2 separate regions of the Mus musculus genome follow, and region 2 is linked to region 1. Evidence: chromatin loops called from intact Hi-C (ENCODE). Cell type or tissue: heart. All regions are shown on one strand. Each heading gives the region's core, and the rest is flanking DNA. Links, peaks and the distances in the headings are about the cores only.

The links. Peaks named below come from ENCODE experiments on the same cell type or tissue, not always from the same donor. Only the 100,000 strongest peaks of a DNase experiment are listed, where the experiment ranks them.
Region 2: it touches region 1 in a loop (2.4-fold over the local background); 2 of 42 quality-filtered maps call a loop at or near these places.

Annotation. Positions count from the first base shown.
Region 1 is chr7:111,777,964-111,782,046 of GRCm38, reverse strand. Galnt18 (polypeptide N-acetylgalactosaminyltransferase 18) reads left to right here and starts at 2,070. Exons shown (of 11, transcript NM_001360903.1): 1 at 2,070-2,734. The coding sequence starts at 2,500. In heart, for the core only: a CTCF peak has its summit at 1,898; a DNase peak (open chromatin) is centred at 1,966; H3K4me3 peaks cover 1,680 bases; H3K27ac peaks cover 1,340 bases; H3K27me3 peaks cover 1,083 bases.
Region 2 is chr7:111,690,967-111,695,049 of GRCm38, reverse strand. The region is part of intron 1 of Galnt18 (polypeptide N-acetylgalactosaminyltransferase 18); the gene reads left to right. Among named protein-coding and RNA genes, the nearest start is that of Galnt18, 87 kb to the left of the region's middle. In heart, for the core only: no CTCF peak of the experiment used is centred there; a DNase peak (open chromatin) is centred at 2,089; H3K27ac peaks cover 1,038 bases.

The DNA.
Region 1 (4,083 bases), core at 618-3,117:
TTGTTTACATAGAGAGTTCTAGCTTAGTCGGAGCTACATAGTGAGAGTCTGTCTCAGAAAACAAAATACCCCTCCCTTCCCCACCAAAGACTGCTCTCAAGTCACATCAAGGGGACAGTAGCTTCTTCAGTGTACAACATTCAGTTTATACAGGACAAAGCCACCAGGACTTTCAGTCCTCATGTCACCTCTCGTGGTAGGAGTGGAAGGAGACAGTAGCTTCAGATTCTCAGAATAAGTTTCAAGGACCACTTGGCATCAGTTGGCTCACATCGACTATCTGAGGAATTTTTCAGTTCTGATGCACATCAAGGGGCCTGATAGTGAAGCTCCCGGCAGGACTTATTAAATGGCAAAGTGGGAAGACGCTTGGGGTTAGACGAGTGACATAAGTGGAAAGTCGAGAACCTCCTTGGACTGAACAGCTCTCCATGCTTAGAAAAGAGGCCCCCGATGAGACTGAAGCCTACACCGCAGCCATAGGTCTAGAGCAAACTGGGCAAGTGTCCCAGGCAACTGGTCATTTAGACAAAATGTCAGGAACTTGCTGAGTTCCTGTTGAGTTGAATACAATTGAACTGAGGGCCAAAGATAAGAATCTATGTTCAAGAACCATTTATAAAGGGAGCTTGCAGAGATACTGGGGCCTTTGACCTTGTAATTCTGCAGAGGGTGGTGAGTAAATGCCTACACAAACCCCTCCCATGCCCCTGTTTCTAACCAAGGTTTTGGGGATCTTGAGTTGGAATCTGAGGGTATGTGGGGCAATCAGGCCCAGCAGCATTCCTTCTATCAGCCCCTGTGGCTGAATTGCTGATGGTAAAGAAAGACATTCAAGCAGAAAGCCAATGAGGTGGAACCAAGCCAGCTAGAGGACAAGCTCCTTCTTGCTGCCCACAGCCTTAGACTCTGTAGCTTCCAGTAGGGGAGAAGAGCTGAGAGTGGTCAATAGAAAAATCAAGGTTTGCTGAGCAGCCAGGTGGTGTTCTTGGACCCGGGAAGGGAGGAACTGCATCCTGGAATGATAACCACAGGAGCCTGGGCACCCACTGTGTGTCCTGTCCTAAGCCCTTTTGGTATATCCTCTCATTTAATACTTATAAGCAGGAAGGTATTGTTGATATTTGATAGATGGGGGAAATGTCTCTTATGGTGTTCTGACCCTTGCTCAAGCTCATGTAACTAACACATACAGGAGCATCAAACCCAGGAGCCTCTCTCTCTCTCTCTCTCTCTCTGTGTGTGTGTGTGTGTGTGTGTGTGTTTCTACATCCTCTCTCCAGAAAGGCTCTGTCGACCACTTGATAGCCATGAACACTGAATGTGTGGGAATTATACAAGTCATGGAGAATTGCATCCTCTTGTCCCAATACTGCGTATAAGGCTTCCTTAGACGTGGGGTGTAGTGATATCCATAAGCAGTAACGGCTCCCAGAGCATGAATTCGTCCAGGGAGCTGCATAGTGCATAGATGTGACCAACGATTGCAGAGACACCCTCACTATTCACTATGCCTCTCCTAGAGATTTCCGGAAGGCATTTGGTGACACCCGGGAGACCAACAGAGAGAGGCAGAGTAAAGGCTCAAGAAGCATAAGGTGTGGACATTATGAGGCCTAGCCACTTGTATGGTTTGAGTCTCCATTATCAAAAAGGAGATGGAGGCGAGGAGTCCGTTTTTTCAGGTGGAAAAGCAGAATGCCCTCAGTTGGGGAAGGTGAGGGTATAGGAGCATCTTGGTCCCCAAAGCTTGGGCTTCTTAGCGGGAGCGCGAGCGGGGAATTACTCTAGAGGTGGAATCTGCCGGCCTGGGCGGGGACTGGAGGTTCCTGATCTGCAGGCCCTAGGGTGGCCCGAGGGCGCGGGAGACTCAGCTGTGTCCGGACCGGAGCCTGCTGCCAGCAGGTGGGGCGCGGGGCGGGGCTCCGCCCCCTGGCCCCTCCTCGTTGGTCCGCAGCCGCCCAGTCCCGACCCTTTTCCAGAGCCAGAGCGCGATTGGTGGCGGCGCTTGTCGCTCGGAGGGGGCCGGGCCGCTCTGCTTCGCTCCTCTGGTCGCAGCCACAGCCGCGGTTCTCCTGAGCGGCGAGCGGAGGGCTGGTGGCATCTCCCAGGCAGCCAGCACTGGAGATGGAAAGCAACGCGGCTGGGCCCTGGCAGTGACAAAGTTTCCCAGCCCTGCAGGTCTCGTCTCGCCACTGCCGGCCACCCGTGACCGCCTAGGGAAAAGCTCGGGGATTTTGAATTTGCGGGGGAAAAGCCCAAAACAAAAATCTAGACCCACCTCGTTTTCTTTGTGGAGCTCTTTCTCAGGGTGGCCAGCGGCCGGAGCTGCAAAGTTGTGCGCCGCAGCTCACACTGCCAGGAGACCCGCCTTTGGAGAGACTTAGGTGCTGGCGCACCCAGAGACCCCAGACGTGCCAAGGGGGTTGAGCGCGGGGGAGTTTGGGGTGTACAGCGAGGAGGGGCCCCGGGTGCTCTATATGGAGGAAGGACCCCAGAATGGTGTGTACCAGGAAGACCAAAACTTTGGTGTCCACTTGCGTGATCCTAAGCGGCATGACCAACATCATATGCCTGCTGTACGTGGGCTGGGTCACCAACTACATCGCCAGCGTGTATGTGCGGGGGCAGGAGCCAGTGCCCGACAAGAAGCTGGAGGAAGATAAAGGGGACACCCTGAAAATTATCGAGCGGCTGGACCACTTGGAGAATGTCATCAAACAGCATATCCAAGGTACAGGCGTCCTGAGAAACTTGAGCCAGGCGCGAGGCCCGGGAGTGCCCAGTGTGTTCTGCTTGTGGGATGCGCTGGGGCCAATGCGTAGGAGACCAGCGATTGCAGGGAGGGCTATAGGTTGGCAGCTACGTGGTTGGAGGGATTGCAAGGACTGGTGTCCTGGATCTTTTGTGTCTGCCGCCCTGTGAGTCTTCCCTGTGTACGCGTGTGCACAGGTGGTGTGTGTGTGTGTGTGTGTGTGTGTGTGTGTGTGTGTGTGTGTGTGTCTGTGTGTGTGTGTGTGTAGCTTGCTGTCAGTATGGGGACGCGATGTGCACGTGTCCAAACGTGCGTATGATTCCAGGGTGCTCCTTTCCAGGATCGCAGGATCTCACACTAGTCCGGGAGTGTGTCTGACTGGATGTTTGTGCTTCCAAGAGAGAATGTGAGGGCAAAAGAGCTTATTTGCCGGGCTTGTAAGGGACAAGAGAAATGCCTTGTATGACTCTAACTGTGGGTTTTAAGGAGCAGCAAGCTTCAAGACAAATGCGGAGTAGAAAATTACATCGGCCCAGTATTGGCTCCAGCCTCAGTCAGTCTCAGTAGGACTGGGACTGCAGGGGGCATCTTAAGTAGAAAACTGTCCCCACCTAGAGCACACCTGCCTATCCAGGATCCTCCCCTAAGGAGCAGGTGTCAAACCCAAGAAGCAGCTTAGTCCACTGTGGTGGTGTTTCTTCTGTTTCGGATGGAGAAAACCCACGCTGGGCTGCGGCTTTACTTCAGAGCCTTCCGGGTTCTAGCAAGGCCAATCTGCCAGGACAGTTACCTCAGTTGCGGAAGCAGGAAGCAGCCACAGCAGAGCAGACAAACCCACAGGAGCTGGGTCTGAAATCCAAGGCTGCAGTGGGTGGGTGTCTCCAGACTGGGTCCAAAGAGACAGTAGGATATAGAGAAGTCTCCTGCTGTGACCCGGGCAGTGTGAGTATCAGAGGGAAGGGATGGAGCTCGGGGCTCCTAGAGTAAGGTGTGCTCACAGGTGATAGCAATCTGGATTCTCCCTGTCCACCCCAGGTGTCCCCTGCTTTCTTAGACAGGGAGGCTTCTGACCTATAGGGCCCAGCGAGTTTACCTGTAAACCTGGCAGGCCATCTGAGCTACAGGCTGCCTGCTCTGTTTACTCAGGACTACTCTGAATTGGTGTGCTTCCCACATGGCCAGATCGACTCCTTCCCTGGGGAGGTTCCGCTGAGGGCAGAAAGGTGACACAGACAAAGCAAGCACTTGACTTTGAGGGCCCCTAGAAGAGGGACCTTTGGAAGCTCTTACTTCAGACCCACCTCTGTCTCATCCCTGCATTGAGCCTG
Region 2 (4,083 bases), core at 1,004-3,503, 87 kb after region 1:
ACAGCCCAGTGTGTGTCCAAAGTAGCCTATGGCCTTATTATGCCATATTGTTCTCTGTCCAGGTTCCATAAAAGTTTGGTATGTATGGGTATCTAGAGGGAGAACACAGGTTGAATGACAGGCTTGCTTAGTATCACCTGGAAATCATTGTTTGTTTCTAGGCATGGAAGAAATGGGGATTGACACTGTGTAGGGACACATCAGTGCATAGCAAATGCATTGGGATTTCATGCATCACTCCTTAGTGCTCCAGAAGCAGAGCTGGAGGAGGCCAGGAGTAGACTGTAAAGCATATATGAGCTGCAAGTGTCTACTGCTGCAAGGTCTCCGGGGTCAAATCAGAACTTTGTATGCAATGGTCTCCAGTTACACACAGCAGGAGGAGAGGCTTGGCAGAAAATGCACTTTAGGGGAAGAGCTAGGAGGCAGTGCTGCAATACCAGCACGTAGTACGGGTATATTAGAGGAAGGCAGAGGATCAAGTTGGAAAGAAGTTCCGGCAGGGCAGCCGTAGGACTCAGACGGGCAAGCAGCCATCTTGGCCTGACTCTGGCAGTGCAGGGCTCTGCCTCCTGAGAACGAGTGGGTGTGAGCTTGGGAACTGACACTTGGACAGTAGCCCATGGGAATGAAGAGCCAGGCCTGGGGCACTGGGGCTTGTTCTCACTGTATCACAGAGGCAGCAGTGGAAGAAAGGGGCAGGGATTGCACCTAAGCTTTCCTATGTACCCAAGTCAGGGTGTTCCTGGTGGGTAAACTGAGGCTTCTCTGAGCTAGAAAGCTTACCGGAGTGCCCAAAATGCTCAGGGACACTAGATACGAGCCAGCTTGCCTGCTCAGACTCCCCTGTCTTTCCCCACAAAACCACAGTACCCTGGTCTAGTATCTGTTCACACTCCATCTTCCTTATTATATAAAAAGCCTACGCTGTAGACTGAGAGTTGGACAGAGATGTCCATGGGACATTTGAAGGGATCCCGTAGAGTTCTCTTCTCTGTCTTAACTCAATGAGGAGGAAATGGCAGTTCAGAGATGTTGACAGGCTGTTCTGAGGTCACTCAGTAAGACAGTAGTGAAGTCAGGATCCGAACCAGTCAGCCCTACTGCCCCTTGCCTCCTGTCTCTACATCTATCCATTTTTCATCCTTGGACAGGCTCAGCATGGCACGACTGCCTAGGGAACATCAGCAGAAAGCAGACATTTGGAGGCTACCAGTATCTTGAAGGACAAGCTCCTCAGGGACAGGCTGTGTTACCAATGAATATTTCAACGGTGTTGAGACTCCATTGAGATACCATAAGGATGGCACAGGTTCCAGCTGTCTTCCAGCTAAGATGAGGGAAACACAGGTGTGGAGGATGTCCACGGCCTTCCATGGGTCTCTTATCTGTCTCCTGGTTGGCTGGGGATCTGGGGAATTGTACCATGTCTATGCTCGCACCTGCAGCACAGCCACACACTCCAGCATGGAGTTGGCATTCAGCAAGTATTTGTTGAATGACTGGCTGATTAACTGGATGGTTGAGAGCCATCTCTCAAGTCAAGGGTGAGACAGAATGGATTGTCCAGGACTCCTTCCTCCTCCTGTATTACACACATTGTAGAATCAAACTCTCTCTCTGGAGGGATCTGGTAATTTTCATGGTTATCATCTGTCCCTTTAAACAGCTACTCTCTTGCGAACCCTCAGCTTGGTGAGGGAAGCCCCTGCCCCAGCGTGTTAGTACTGACTTACTCTGTCCAAGAGCCGTCTTGATCTCCAGGTTGCCAACTTTAAGACTTTGGCTTCTTTTCCTATGCAAGTGCTCTTGGGCAAGTGAGTTGATGTTTCTGGCTTTGGTTTTACCTAAAATAAGGGCAAAGGGGATGCATGAGGTGCCACACAGCACTGGCTCCATCACAGGACTTGAGCTGTCATTCCCCAAAGGGCTTGGGAGAGGCCTGGCCCCCTTCCATCTGCCAGGCAAGCTTAAGCAGGCTGTGGCTGTCTGCCCATGTTCCTTTGTTTAGGAACACAAAGGAGCGGCAAGATAATGAGGCAGAAAGGAGAGGAGTCCACAACGCACCAGACCAACCCTATTGGATAACACTTGCCTTCACCCAGAACTTAGTTATTTAAAGTGCAGGAGGGAAGCCAGCATCATCTGCTCAGTGTGCACTGATAGGGTTTATAAATAGCTGGGGATACTGTGGGAGGCAGCGTAGAAGGACCCGGATGCCCACAGTGAGCCCTGACTCACTGCGGTGGGGCACGGCTTGTGTGTTACCCTGTTCTCCCTCTGGTAACTCTTCAGGAAATCCATGTGTCTCAGCTTCCAGAAGAACAGCACTGTGGCCTCTGTACAGGTTTCGGTGACGTCAGTATCGTTGGGTTTGGTAATGATGGCAGCCTTTGGAGACCAGCAGATTTATTTGGGTTCTGGTTTTGACTCGTCTGACAGGTGTGACTGTTGGCTAGATCGCCAGGCTCCTGAGGTCCTCCACAGCCTCTATGCATGAGACTTCGTGGACAGGTTGCTGAGAAGATGGCATGAACTGAGGCAACCTCCTTGGTCCTTGAGGCCACTTGATAAGAGCTCATGGCCCACTCTGGTGAGACAGGCAGGTGTGTGTGTGTGTGTGTGTGTGTGTGTGTGTGTGTGTGTGTGTGTGTGTGTGTGAGGTTCCACAGCAGCAGTGTTTGTAGGGGTCTGAAGATTATCTAAGGTGTTACCCAAGAGACGACAGTCACAGCGAGAGCGGCAAGAGGTGACTGAGCAATGTACTGACACTGGAAGGTGCTGCGCTCTCTGGAGTCTTTGAAAAGTAACATTCCAAAGGAAAGCTTTATCATTATCATTATCATTATTATTATTATTATTATTATTATTATTATTATTATTATTATTATTGTGATTATTTAGTTCCCTTATTGTTGTCTAGTTAGTTAGCTGGCATTTTGGTTTCCTCCATCAGTCTAGACTGCTTGCAGACTATTTGCCGTCGAATTCTTTCTCTGCTCTTGCCATGAGGGGAGTCTATATGACATGTTAGCAAGTCAGACTGACACTCCAGTTCTCAACGCCATGTCAGACCCTTGGAAATTCCTTATCCCAGAGTTTAATGATACTCATGCCTTTGACTGAGCTCAGTCTTGGAGAAGCTCAGGGAAGGCTTCTTTGCCTTTTGTGGGATGTCAGCTCTTGGCACATCCCATAAAGTTCTTTGGGAGGAGCCGAGCATAGGCATTTATCAGCTTAACTTGCAAACATTCTCTTGGATGCAACCCCGCCACTGGATTTGCTGCTAGCTTTAGTTGAGCTTTATAAGCTGACTGAGCACCCACTCCTCCACCTCCTGGACTTACCAATGGGTTTTGCTACATGGTCAACATAGAATTATCCATAAACCCACATGTCCTCTCCATACATCCCTTTGGCTCCCGACTTCTGAAGTCACACCCACCTTCATGTTTCCTCTAATCTATCACTTTTCTTTTCTTGTCCCTTCCACGTAAGTCTCATCTCCCGTCACCTTAGTTGCTCTTCTATATCTTCTTCCCCAGTGGCTTCCTCATTCCTGCATCTTGCTCTGTGAAGCCCAGCATCACACACCCACGGGTCAGAGTGGCTCTCTTGAATAGGACATCTGGCCACACGTACATCATTTCCCAGTGGCTTCCTCTATTCAGCTGCTCACTACCTCATAGAGCTTGCAAAATGATGTAACTGTCTTTTATGGGAGGGGTTCTTACAGTCCATTGTGCGGTGACCATGACACTCTCCTTGTCTTATGCCTGCCCACTTCTCTCTTCTGTTGCTTTGTTAGAGACCCAAGCTTGACAGCTTGACATAACTTCCTTCATTGTCTGTCTGTGGAAGAGATTCTAGATCTATTTTCAGTCAGTTCTACTGAAGTTTCCCATGCTGTACCCTCCCTACTCACCACATTCCCTAGACACTCTGTTTTTTGTATTTCCGTAACTTATTTGTGCTGGCCCCTTGGCTTGAGTAACCTTTCTCTAAATAATTACTAATGTACCCCAACTATTTTCATGTGATGCCTACTCTATTGTCTGTCTGTAACATTCTCCAAAACTCAAT